Linked DNA regions of Homo sapiens: all the other regions are linked to region 3. The links are chromatin contacts, found by Hi-C or POLR2A ChIA-PET in ENCODE. All regions are on one chromosome and are shown on one strand. Each heading gives the region's core, a stretch centred on a gene start or an enhancer-like site at or near the end of the contact. The rest is flanking DNA. Distances are from core to core; before and after follow the strand shown.

Evidence for each region. Hi-C counts contacts between places; a loop is a spot of excess contacts on that map. ChIA-PET counts read pairs that join two places held with the same protein, here RNA polymerase II (POLR2A). Pooled maps may share reads with other maps.
Region 1: a loop to region 3 is called in a pooled map, with 5 times the contacts of the local background. The contact joins two enhancer-like sites. A Hi-C loop is called at or near these places in 3 of 168 maps with a recorded cell type or tissue (endothelial cell of umbilical vein, mammary epithelial cell and psoas muscle), 2 of 37 single-sample maps with no recorded cell type and 13 of 50 pooled maps. POLR2A ChIA-PET finds 5 or more read pairs at or near these places in 11 of 52 experiments (AG04450, GM12878, HepG2 and 6 more).
Region 2: a map with no recorded cell type shows a loop between it and region 3 (7-fold over the local background). The contact joins two enhancer-like sites. A Hi-C loop is called at or near these places in 4 of 168 maps with a recorded cell type or tissue (Caco-2, heart left ventricle, mammary epithelial cell and 1 more), 9 of 37 single-sample maps with no recorded cell type and 10 of 50 pooled maps. POLR2A ChIA-PET finds 5 or more read pairs at or near these places in 11 of 52 experiments (BJ, GM12878, H1 and 7 more).

The regions. Positions count from the first base shown.
Region 1 is chr6:137,845,577-137,850,023 of GRCh38, reverse strand. The region is part of intron 3 of WAKMAR2 (wound and keratinocyte migration associated lncRNA 2); the gene reads left to right. Among named protein-coding and RNA genes, the nearest start is that of TNFAIP3, 19 kb to the left of the region's middle. RefSeq lists an enhancer at 42-121. Within about 2 kb of position 3,068, at least 5 of the 41 ENCODE cell types and tissues checked have a DNase peak (open chromatin) inside an H3K27ac peak, as active enhancers do.
Region 2 is chr6:137,752,290-137,756,549 of GRCh38, reverse strand. No RefSeq gene overlaps it. Among named protein-coding and RNA genes, the nearest start is that of LINC02539, 15 kb to the right of the region's middle. Within about 2 kb of position 2,034, at least 3 of the 41 ENCODE cell types and tissues checked have a DNase peak (open chromatin) inside an H3K27ac peak, as active enhancers do.
Region 3 is chr6:137,787,821-137,792,133 of GRCh38, reverse strand. No RefSeq gene overlaps it. Among named protein-coding and RNA genes, the nearest start is that of LINC02539, 51 kb to the right of the region's middle. Within about 2 kb of position 1,638, at least 6 of the 41 ENCODE cell types and tissues checked have a DNase peak (open chromatin) inside an H3K27ac peak, as active enhancers do.

The DNA.
Region 1 (4,447 bases), core at 1,819-4,318, 56 kb before region 3:
AGCCAGAGTCCTGGTCTAGTCACACAGCATACTGTACAAGTTCAGACTGTATCCTGCATTTTGATGTAGATTCATTTTCAGAAGCGGGTAGGGGTGGCACACATATTTTTGTCTCTTTTCTGTGTGGGTGATGACCCTGGCCTCATATGTGGACTGTGCACAGACAATATGAAACAGAAAGGTGCCCGTTATGGATCAGAAGGAAATGCCACTTGAACCAGGGCTCCTGAAATTAGTGCCTCTGATTACTTGGATCCTATGAGTCTATAGAAAACTTTGGGTGATTCCCCACATCATGACTGTTGTTTTTTCCCATCAGTAATCTAAAAAGAGTTTTAGACTTTTTTTTTCTGTTTTATCTAGCAATTAAACAGATCTTCTAAAACTGGATTTGGGAAAGGAATTTTTAATAAGGGTATTCCCAACTGCATATACCTCAGAGGATTTGCACTGGAAAATTGGTCTCACTCTATGCCCATATTTGGGAGCTTCCTCATTTGTGAGATCAGATTTCCTGGATATTCCAGAATTGCCTCCACCACGTTTTTTTTTTTATTTTGTTTTTTTTTTTACTTGCAAAAGGGACACGGAACCTTGAAATGTTATGTTACCTTTTCTCAAAGGATAAAGAATGATATATGAACTGCCTATCTTTGTATACAAACTGTGTTCATAAGCTTTGACCACCATCCAGTGTTATTTCTCTTGGTTAAGCAAAATAATCTCACATTCTCTAAATTTTCCAAGGACTTTTTTTCAGCTGATTAGTGACTATGAGCCTGTACATTATTTCCTAAGGAGTTATAGATATGTCTTGGATTCTAGCCCTGCACATAATTAATATTTTTATGAATATAATGATAGTGAGCCCTTAACCACACACACGTAACTAACTGTCATTTGTTACGTAGATTTCCTTTCTGTTTTCTTTTTTATGGATTTAATACATAGAGGTTTTTTTTTTTTTAAATGAAAACTGTTTTCGTTTTATAAGAAATATGCCTTCAGCGATTCAAAGACAGAGCTTGCCTAATTTCTATGGGATATACAGCCAAGAAAATCACTGGAAATAGTTGTTTAAATAAGAGTCACACACAAAAAAGTCCTGAATTGCCTTAAACATACTTTGTAATAATGTCTTCATATGTTATGAGAGTCACTGCAGTCAGTTAGAAAAATACACAGAATACCAGGAATTCCTATCCCTAGTCCAGCCTCACTTGTAAATATCATATGACCTCAAATAACTGACTTGGGAGAGATCCTTATGGCAGTAAATGTATTCTAGAAAGGGATTGTTTATAATTCATCCCAAACATATCCCATTAACTATATACTCGCAGGAGACTAGGGGAAAAAACAAGAAAAGCAATGCTAAAATATATTTTCCAAAATATGTTAAATTTCAGCCGGGCCTGGTGGCTTACGTCTGTAATCCCAGCATTTGGGGAGGCCAAGGCGGTGGATCACATGAGGTCAGGAGTTTCAGACCATCCTGTCTCGAATTCCTGACTCATGGCAAAACCCCATCTCTACTAAAAAATATAAAAATTAGCCAGGCACGGTGGTGGGTGCCTGTAATCCCAGCTACTGGGGAGGCTGAAGCAGGAGAATTGCTTGAACCCAGGAGGTGGAGGTTGCAGTGAGCTGAGATCGCGCCACTGCACTCCAGCCTGGGAGACAGAGTGAGACTCTGTCTCAAAAAAAAAATTAATTAAAATAAAATAAATAAATAGAAACAAAATATATTGAATTTGAAAAGAAATTCTTAAGGTAAAATGATTTCTCAAGGTGTTTGGACATTCAGTAAACAGATAACCTGACCAGCATCATAGTCTGGGGGAAGACAAGGGTGATCTACATTATTTTAGGTTCCCCTTGGTTTGATGAGGAATTTATTATCTATTATGAGACGTGTATAACTCCCAAGAATCTATACTGAACAATCCAGGACAGTATACATTGAGAACTATGTTGTGGTTCTCTGGGGCTATAGGAATTCAAAGGAGCCTAAAACAACTAGGCAAGAAACGGCCAGAGGCTGAAGCTCCAGGGAGGAACTGAGAGTTGAGGTCGGTCTTAAGTGACAGGGACAATGCCCAGTGTGTTCTGGAGAAAGGTGAGGGCCTTCCAAGAAAGGGAGGCACTGTGGGCCAAGTCATGGAGGTGGGAAAATGAGCCCGATAGGTTAATGGAAGCATGAAAGAACTAGCCTTCCATGAGCAGAAGTGAGCCGGGGCCCAGACACATTCTAAAGGCCACTGCAAGTCTGTGGGGGGACTTCAGTTGCAGCAGGGAAGGGAAATGGAGTCTCTGAAAATTTTAAGCATGAGTCCTGTGATAAAAATGGTGTTTAAAGAAGATTGATCTGGCAGCGAGGTACTCCGGGAGAGACTGAGAGATTGTCCTTTGGGTAGCAGCAGCCTATATATTTATATGCTGTAGAGTCTTAATTTGAGAGATTAGCTGTTTCACCATCCAGTGAACCATTTACCTTCACATTCACTTACACATTTAATCTAACATTTTAAATGTATTTCTGGAATATTAGTTCAATATTTTATATCAAAATACCGCATACATTGCATTGTGCCACTTCCAATCCTCACAGACCAAGGGTAGGTAAAAATGCATCAGTGGGTCCTCTATTAGGGACTGAGTTGTATTAATAGACAAGGCAGGTAGGGTGTCTGCCCTCAAAAAGCTTATCCACTGAGATTGGCCATAAGCAAATCATTACACCATACTGAGTTACAATTGTGGTAAATGCTAAGAAGTACTAGGTAATAGGGGGAAGTTTGACAGAGGGTTCTAACACAGACTTAAGGCCCGACGATTTGGGGAAAGTCTTCTTGGGGAAGTGATATTCAAAATGAGATCTGATTGGAGTGGAAGAAGGTAGAGCAGAAGCTGAAGGGTGTTAGAAATTCTGAGAAGAGGAAATTGCACTTGTGAGGGCCCTGGGGTGAAACAAAGTCCAGGGCATTCAAGGAACTGAAAGAAGGCCCACTGGGCTGGAGTGGGGAGGCTGGACCAGGGCCGCAGGAAGAGAGGCTGGCGGGAGGCAGATGGCACCCGGCCTCATAGACCGCAGGAAGGGCTTTCAGGATATATCTCCATCTTCCTCAGAGGGTGCCCTCCACCCTCCCCTGCCATGAGTCACAGTGACTTCCTCATCCATGCTTACTGTCCTCTCTGATCAAATTCTCAAATCTAACTTCAGACACTACCCGAGCCACATTAGTGCAAGTAGCCCCCTTGGAGCACAGCCACATCTTAGAACTCAAGGTCAACTGAAAGCACTCTACCTCTGGCATCCTACATGTTGCGATTCTCTATCCTGACCATAGCCACTTATCCCTACGTCTCCCACTGAACTTCTGTTTGACCTCAGAAACACCTTCTGTTCCCTTCACTGTCCCGGAACTCTTTACTAGGCTTTCCTCTGGCTCCTCATCTATCCTGGCACAGAGCTCAAGCTCAGTGACATTGAGCTGCACCGTCACTGGTGCCTGATAGTTCTCTTTCTGCTTGACCTTCTACCACTCTCACATTCCCGCACTTTGCTCTAGAGGAAAGATGAACCTGTTTTCTCTGCTTCACTCCTAAGCTCTGCTGGGAAGCTTAGGTCACCTCCTGGTGATGTTACTACTGATTCATGCGGCTAACTTCAACTTGACCCTCGTACCATTTGATAACCACTTATGATTGATTGTTTATTTCATTCCTCTTAACCACTTTTACATTTCAAACTTTATCATCCTAACTCCCAACTAGGTTCCCCCTCTACATTTGTTTTCTATCTTAGGGATGGGCACTCCATCCTTGATTTCCCCATGCCACGAACCCGGGAGTCTTCTGGACTCCTCCTTCCTCACCCTTACATTCAGACGGAAGCCAAATCTCATTAATTGTATCAATTAAGCCCCTCTCTTTTCAGTTTCCTTTTCTCTATCCAATAGTTGTTTCCCAAACTCAAACTGTCATTGCTTTTCTTGCTTCTCATCAGGAATTCTTCCAATTCTTCCTCCACATGGCCTCAGATGTGAAATCTTTGATTTAAACTCATCAATGACTTCCATTCCTGTAGGAGGAAAGTCCAGCCTCCTTATACAGAAAACAGGACCTCTGTAGCCTGGCCGTCACTCACCTCTCCAATTTTTTTGCCCAGGCATGCCACCTCCTTCTCCTACCCCAATTCTCCCCTTGAACCTTACACACTAGCGGTTCAAACTTGCCCTCCCTCTAACCCACTATGCTACTGGCTGCCTCTGGACATGGTGCTCCCTCTGGCCAGAGTGTTCCCACCCAGGTTACTCTTTACATACTTGAAATATTTGCGATTCAGTACACAAGTTACAAGAAGCCTCCTCTGAACCGCCTTCCCTCCCTCCTCCATAGGTTGTCCTGATCACTCCTTCCTCTGTGCTCCACTCCACCCAGTGGA
Region 2 (4,260 bases), core at 785-3,284, 36 kb after region 3:
AATACAATTTTCTTTTTTTTTTTCTTTTCTTTTTTTTTTTCGTTTTGGAGACAGAGTCTTGCTCTGTCGCCAGGCTGGAGTACAGTGGTGCAATCTCAGCTCACTGCAACCTCTGCCTCCCGGGTTCAAGCGATTCGCCCGCCTCAGTCTCCTGAGTAGCTGGGACTACAAGCGCACACCACCACGCCTGGCTAATTTTTTGTATTTTAGTAAAGACGGGGTTTCACCTTGTTGGTCAAGATGGTCTCGATCTCCTGACTTCATGATCTGCCCACCTCAGTTTCCCAAAGTTCTGGGATTGAAGGCATTATCTCCCAGGTGTGGTCCTGATTTCCAGTCTGTATGTCTAACTGTCTACTTGGAATGTCCACTTAGATGTCTGACCATCTTTACCCCATCAATCCCAAACCATCTCTCCACTGCTCTTCCTTATCTTAGCAAATGACATTGCCTTACCTATCAGCCTATGGCTCAGGTCTAACATCTGGGAATCATCTCTGATCTCTTTCTTCCCTCATATCTAATTCTTTGGGAAGTCCTGTCCTCTCTGCCTCCAAAATATATCCCCAATCCAACCACATCTCACCTGCTCCATCGCTGAGGATCACCTGAGCAACCTTTCACCTGAATGACTCCCACAGTGTCCTACCTGGTCTGCCTGCTTCCAGCCTTTCTCCACCCGTGAGAACTCACCTTCATTCTTCATACAGCACACAGAATAGTCTTTCTGAAAATTACATTTCATCATATGACTCTCCTGCTTAAAACCCTCCCATCATTTCCCATTGTAATTAAAATAAAATCTAAGCTCAATTTGGGCCTTCAAGGGCTTACTTGAATTGACTCCACCAATACCTAGGACCTAGCCTATACCCTCCTCTGCCACTCATAACATGCCACTTATAACACTTCTTTCGTGTCCCTCATTGGCTTTTCTTTGTCTCTGGAAACGTTAAATTTGTTCTGGTCCCAAGGCCTTTGCTGTTTGCCACTCCCTCTGGCTGGAGTCCTTGTTCACAAGATCTTAACCCACTCTGACTTCCTTTCCATCAATCAGCACTCAGACAAAATGTCATCTCCTAAGAGAGGCCTTCTGAGGAGGCAGTTGGAGAAGTCCAACTGCTTAGCTAGAGGAGCTAGCCCTTGCCCCAAGATACTCTCTACCTTATTACTATTGTATTTTTTCAATAGAATATCACTTTCAGATCTCTCTCCTCTCCCTCCTTTCCTTCTTTCCTCCTCCCACCCTTTCTTCTTTCTCTGCTTACTTGCTGGCTATTTGCTCCCATCACAGCATAAACCTCATTAAAACAAAGATTTCTTTCATTCATTAGTCTAATTTTGGCACCTAGAATACTGCCTGAATTATTATAGGGGCTTGATTAATAAATACTATTTATTGAGTGCCTCCTGTGTGGCAGGCACTGTAGTAGATTCATTAGATGCCTATGGCTATTTCTCACTACAAACTTTCTAAGCTTTGGGTATGAATAAGTTGAAGCACAGAGAGGTCATGAGACATAGCTAGTGAATAGGAAGCTGAGTTGAATTCAGAAGGTTTGCCTGATTTTAAAATCCATGCTTTTTTCTGTGATTCAACCTGCTTCAATTTGCTTGATTTTCAGGCTCCACATGTGTGGTTAAGCATCCTTGTGTTTGTCTTTCACATTTGACTTTTGCCAAGTGATGGCTTTCATACAGCTACTGGTATCAGGTGTCTTCTGCTATCAACATAAACCTATTTTATAATCTTTAAGATTATTTTGCTTTATAACTACAGCATTTTAATTGAATACAATAAAATTGATATTAATTAGTGCTATTGAAATGAATTTTCTCTGAGATGTTAGTACATATAGACAGACAAGAGTATTTAGTAGTTTCAACTTCCTCAGTCAATTTCTTTGTGACTTACTCTGTGACAGTAATTATACCCGCTGGTATATTTCCTTCCTCTTTTCTCCAAATAGTTTTTCGTTTTCTATTTCAATTTATATAGAATATCAACTTATAGACCTCAGATCCTTTTTGAAAGTGGGTGTGGGTAATGTGGGGGGGTGGTTGGAAGTATAAGCCAGAAATGAATTTTGTATTTGGAACTGCTGTAGCCATGAGTGATAACCTCCTGAACATCTTAAAGACAATCATGGGAGTGAGGGGAGAGCTTGTGGTGAATCGGGAGAAGATGGGGAGAACATGGGGTTGACTGGATTGAGGGCAGGTATTCCTGACTAGGGCCTCACGTACTAGCTGTATTTTTATATCTCTACTTGATGGGGCAAATCTGAATACTGGTGAGAATTACCCTGGAGCAGTGGGGAATAGTGTAGACTCCACCAACAGACCTCCTCCCTCCCCATACCTTGATCTCAGACACCCACAAACTCCCCAGCATCTTCCTAACCTCCCCATCCCTGCATGGGGTGTGTGGATGATGCCCAGAAGCCCAGGCTCCGGGCTGTCTGATGGTGCCTGAATTAGCTGTTGTATCTCTTATGGGAGAGGTCACCTGAGAATTCAGAAGAGAGGGACCATGGAAGAACTAAGACTTACCTATCAAGGTGTGGAATGAAACTAAGATGGCATACCAAGGGCTGCCCAGGAGCCCCCTCCTCCAGCTTCCTTATCCTACAGCTGACCCAGTCCCTTCTCCTTTCTTCATCCTTTTTTATCCTCAGCTTCTTGGCACCAGCTCACACATTCCTTTCCTTGGTCGCCCTGAGGATCCTGTGCACTTCCTGTGCCCTCTCCACCCTGTTCACCCCTCAGCCTGTCCTGCCTCTTCCAGGTTTCCTGTGGCTCTGGGGCCTGGCATCTCTGGCCCTGCCTCATGCCAGCAGTGTGGGAAAGGGGATCAATTGGCTTATCTGCACTCTCTCACGGGAAGTCCGCTCTTCTATTTAAGCCACACCACTCCACTCTTCTATTTAAGCCACACCACTCCTATCCCCTCCATTAGACTTGAAGAAAATCAGAAAGTAGTTCTCTACCATCAACAACACCCCCTTCTCCCACCAAATGCTTGAGGATTGCTAATGTGACTCTTTAGTGTTTGTAGCCCAAGCAATTTAATTTCATGCATAAGGTACTTGCAATGGCTACCATGCAAAACAAAACAGAAGTATGAGCAGTTCCCTGCCTCTTCTTTATGGTTTCAAAGAAATCTCAACCCCTTAAAATTTACCTATACTTGATTGATTCTCAATCTATAAGAATAGAAAGTCTGCACTATCCAAAACTTCCAAACAATTAAATTACGCTCAGAAAAGTTTTTCTTTTTTTCCCACAGGCAGTTAAATAAACACTCAACAAAAACATTTAACTACTTTTGTCCATATCTGTTAAAGGTAAAGGTCAATATGTATTAATCTGCTATGTGGAAATTTTACATGAACAATTTTAGTCTCTATGTAGTAATTTTAAATTTTACAATGTTTATTTAGTTCCAAAAGGGGAAAACTAAACCAAGTTGCTAAAAGGCTAACCAAAAAAAAGGTAAAAATTACCATGATTAAGTTTTCAAGTATCTAGATATATCAGGTGACAGGTTTTTAGGGATTAAATTTTATGCAAGTAAGGACACTTTGATATTTCACATATCTTGACTATTCTTATGGTATAACAGTACCATCAATATTCTGTGAATGAAGGCAATTTATTAATTATATAAAACAGGGCTATATTCTGTCAGTACAACTTCTTTATTGTACCAAAACACAATTTCTCTCAGCAAATCTAGAGCACATTCTGGCATGTCAGCCTGCTTTTCTTCATACCCTTACGTGACGTGCATTTCCTTAGACAGTGAATATTCCTTGAAAACGTGATTTGTGATGATGGCAGATTACGTGATCAAATGCTGTTTCATGATTTTCTTGATGACATCCCATCAGATTTTGGTTGTTTCTTATTTTCCCACATTAAAAAAAAATGGAGCATTAACATTATTTGAGCTCAAAATCTATTTTCTCCTGGCCTGAAAGTGCAAGGATTGGTATCAAGTTGAGACGGAGTTGAAATGCTAGTGTTGGACACTTGAGTCCTGTCGTGTTTGTCATGTGGAAGGCATGGGGAGTTTTTAGGTTTCAGGTTTCCTGTCAGCCTTGGCTGCTGTTTCTTCCCCTCCTGGCCTGAAGCTGGGCCACCTGACCACAACTGGGCCAGGAAAGGTGGAAACCCAGCTAGTCTCGCAGTGGCCAGGACCATGCTGGAGATGAGGTTCGGCATGCCTCCTGGGCTGTTCTTCGCTCTTGGCCTCCT
Region 3 (4,313 bases), core at 389-2,888:
CATTTCTGGACAAGTACCAGTGCCATGCTTGTGTATTTTGCCCTGGTGCCATGAGGACACTTGAGCCGAGCACAGCCAGTTTTTATTCCTGAACAGTGCATAAGAGCACTCTAGCAGCGAGTGTTAACCACACACATCTTAAATAGGATTTGGCTTGCAATGTGATTCTGACCTGATAACAGGCATCAATCCTATAAGGTTCTTCATCTGTTATATAACTCAAGTCAGCCTCATTCTTGATAATGTGACTCTGGTTGTGACATTCATCTATTCTCCCCAGAGATTTCACTTGGATTTTCTTGGCTAGCATTTGTGGGAGCAAAAGAAACTCTGCTGCAGTGAAAGAAAATGCATTTATGTTTTAGATTAACATTAGAGTCTTGAGTTTTTAGACCTAACGTGTAAGTTGTTTGTCTGCCTGTCTCTATCCAGTCCCAAGGACATGTGAGAGGGAATCGGAAATGATTAAAGTGGATTTGGTTGGATCGGTGAGTCAGAGACCTTGGAAGTCAAGTTCAAATCCCCAACAGGAAGCTGTAGATGGGCAAGGAGGAGACACCTCTCAGTAGATATCTCTGCATTGCTTGTCTGTCTATGGGGTGGGCATTGTCTACTCTAGATTCATCCTCAGGCAAGGAGGCTAATGTTTCTCATATGACACAGTCACATCCTAACCCTTGAAGATTGGAAAAAACAATGCATAGCTTTTTTGGTTTGGGGCACTATTATTGAATGTTTAATATTTGACATCATCAACTTGAGTACTAAAGTGTATGGATCAAAGGGCTGGATGTGGTGTATTCTAGTATAGTACATAACCTCCCGTAAGCTGCAGGTTGAGAAAACAAGAAGTACTCTGACTTCTGCCAAGCTCAATCATTTGTAACATCCAGCGAAAAAGGATGGTATGTGAATGCAACTTTGGAATATCATGGGCAACTACTTAAAAGAAGTAACTTGTGAAGAAGGTGCTTAACAGGAGAAGTTAGGCAGCTTCTGGGCTTTACAAACAGTGCTATATGGAAAAATGAACAGAAGCAACACTGAACAGACATTGGTGAAGCAGAGCCCCAGCAATTTCCACAGCCTGCACGTGCCTATAGCGGCAGAAAACACAGACGTCCAGTCCTGGAAGAAGCCAAGCTCAGGCCATGTCTTCTGGAAGGGATGATTCTGGGCAGATTGCCTGGCCCACTAGGCTTAGCATTGGTTTGCTGAGCAAGAGGTTTGGTCCCAGAAGAGATGACCAATGAAACGCAATAAAGTCTGTTATCCTTTGCCCTGGGGCCAAGGCTTAAAGAAAGCTGTGCCATCTTTCAAAGTAGGAAACCAAGCACCTTCTGGGATAGTTTGTGGGGCCCCTCCACCTTCCATTCTGTTTCACATTGCTTGCAGCAGCCCCACATCCTCTCAGGCCGCCAGCTGTAGAGGAACTGTCAGGCTTCCAAAAACTAGTTCAGATTGGGTCTGAATTCCCCCAGGAAGTACAGCCTGTGTGTGTGTGTGTGTGTGTGTGTGTGTGTGTGTGTGTGTGTGTGTGTGTATGAGGGGTGGGGTGGGGAGGAGGCGACTATTACCCATCATTTGCCTGAAAGACCTAGTTCCTGGAAAAAACCCCGAGGAAGTAGGTGGCCTGTTGTTAGGGAACTTGGAGAGAGATAAACTCACTTTGTTGTGGAGCATTAGGTTGTAAATTACTCATTGGCAGAGAACATGCCTTCAGTTCTCAGTGCCAATGCATTTAAGGTAGACGATGCAGAAGGCTACAGATTTTCTTATTGTTGACCGAATTTTGTTGTTGAAAATAAATATACAATGAAGGCTCTCTCACTACCACCATCACCACACACACACACACACACACACACCTGAACACAAACAGGCATCACTGTAAACAAGTGCACGCCACCTCCCCCTACCCCCATACCACCATCCACACTCTTGGTTCACAAGAATCCAAGGTTACATAAACATATTCTTCAAATTCACATTTTGGGATTCCTCATGTTTTATTTTATTTTCAATTAAATGCACCCATGTTAAATGTACAATTCAGCAAGTTTTAACAAATACAGGCACCAAGTAACCACCATAACAAACAAAATATAGAACATTTCCATCACCCTAAAATGTTTCCTCATGCCCTTTGATAGTCAATCCTCTCAGCTCCCCCCAGGTACCAGGCAGCCACTAATCCACTTTCAATCAATACAGATTAGATTTTCCCATTCCAGATTTTCACAGAAATAGAATTATGCAGGTTATCACAGACACCTTTTGGTGTCTGGCTTTTCTTTACACAGCATAATGTTTTCAAAATGTTAAGATTTATGTTGTTGCATAAACTTGTAGTTTATTCCTTTTTTTTTTTTTTTTTGAGCTGGAGTCTCGCTCTGTTGCCCAGGCTGAAGTGCAGTGGTGCAACCTCGGCTCACTGCAAGCTCCACCTCCCAGGTTCTTCTCCTGCCTCAGCCTCCCGGGTAGCTGGGACTACAGGTGCCCGCCACCATGCCCAGCTAATTTTTTGTATTTTTAGTAGAGATGGGGTTTCACCATGTTAGCCAGGGTGGTCTCGGCCTCCTGACCTCGTGATCCACCCACCTCGGCCTCCCAAAGTGCTGGGATTCAGGCATGAGTCACCACGCCCTGCCAGTTTATTCTTTTTTACTGCAGAGTAGTGGCTTGCCATTGAATGGATATACCACAATTTATTTTTCCATTTACCCCTTGATGACTATTTGTCTTGTTTTTAGCTTGGGTTATAATGAATAGGTACCAATCTTTGCATGGGAATATGTTTTCATTTCTTTTACATACATCTTAGGAATACTATTGCTGTGTCATTTGATTTCATTTATTTTTCTCTGTTGTTTATGCATTATTCTATACATTAATTTCTGCTCTTTATGATTTCCTTTCTTCAGGTTCAGTTTGCTCTTCTTTTTGTAGCTTTAAGGTGAAACCTTGGATGATTGACTTCAAAATGTTCCTTTTTTTTTGAGATGGAGTCTCGCTCTGTTGCCTAGGCTGGAGTGCAGTGGTGCGATCTCAGCTCACTGCAAGCTCTGCCTCCTGGGTTCCTGCCATTCTCCTGCCTCAACCTCCCAAGTAGCTGGGACTACAGGTGCCTGCCACCCCTCCCGGCTATTTTTTTTTTGTATTTTTAGTAGAGACGGGGTTTCACCGTGTTAGCCAGGATGGTCTTGATCTCCTGACCTCGTGATCCGCCCGCCTCAGCCTCCCAAAGTGCTGGGAGGGATTTTCTTTTCTAAAGTAAGTGTGCAGGACTTTGATTTTTCCATTAAAGAACTTTGATGCACCTCACGAATTTTTATATATACCTCGCAAGGCAATCCTTGTTTTACCTAGTAGGAAAGAACCATGAAAACGATGATGCTAGCTGAAATCATGCAAAGTGATCTTAATAATAAATAGAAAAAAATTACAACTGTTCTGTGACCTTTACGTTTTTTATCATGACATTAAAAACTCTTATTATCTTTTATAAATGTATCGGAAAATGAAAAAAATGGTGAAATTTTTTAATACCATAATTTAAAATATTAGAAACATTAAGAACTAAAGTACTTTGTGTCTTTGTAAAAACTTATCAGTCAGCTCTCAGTTCCTACTGTGCTTTGGGATAGTGTGAGCTTCATTTTGTACACATGTGACTTCCTCCAGTTATAAACCCAATAAGCTCTGTGGGGAAAAAAAACCCACCAACAACTTATGAGAGAGTGAATGTAGAGTTTCAGTTTGGGAAAATGAAAAAATTCTGGAGATGGATGGTGGTGATAGTTACACAGCAATATGAATGTATGCAATACCACTGAACTGTATATTTAAAAATAGTTAAAATGGTAAATTTTATATAATGTATATGTTACACAATTTAAAAGATGTTATCAGGAGTAGTTTGGACAATGCTTGATGCCTTCTCATTGTGTAATTTATGATATAAAGTGATCTTCTTTTCCATGCCTCTGTGAATTGTCAGACTCCTTTGTAAGTTCAGGTCAACTTCCAACATCTTATTCTTTGCATTTTCAATGGTGTGAAATATCTGAGAGCTCCTTTCATGTAAAATTTTTGCTGGCATCACTTCTTTTGGGACACATCTTTATCCTTTTCATCATAAATTCTCTCTTCATTTGTTACTTTCATCAAGTCCTTTGCATACCTAGTCTCTCAAAAAGTGACAATGTTAACATTTCAATATCAGCTATTTTTGTAATTCCATCTACATTCAATATAAATATTTCACTTCCAACATTATAACTTTTTGTTTGCTTGCTGCACTTTCATCTTTG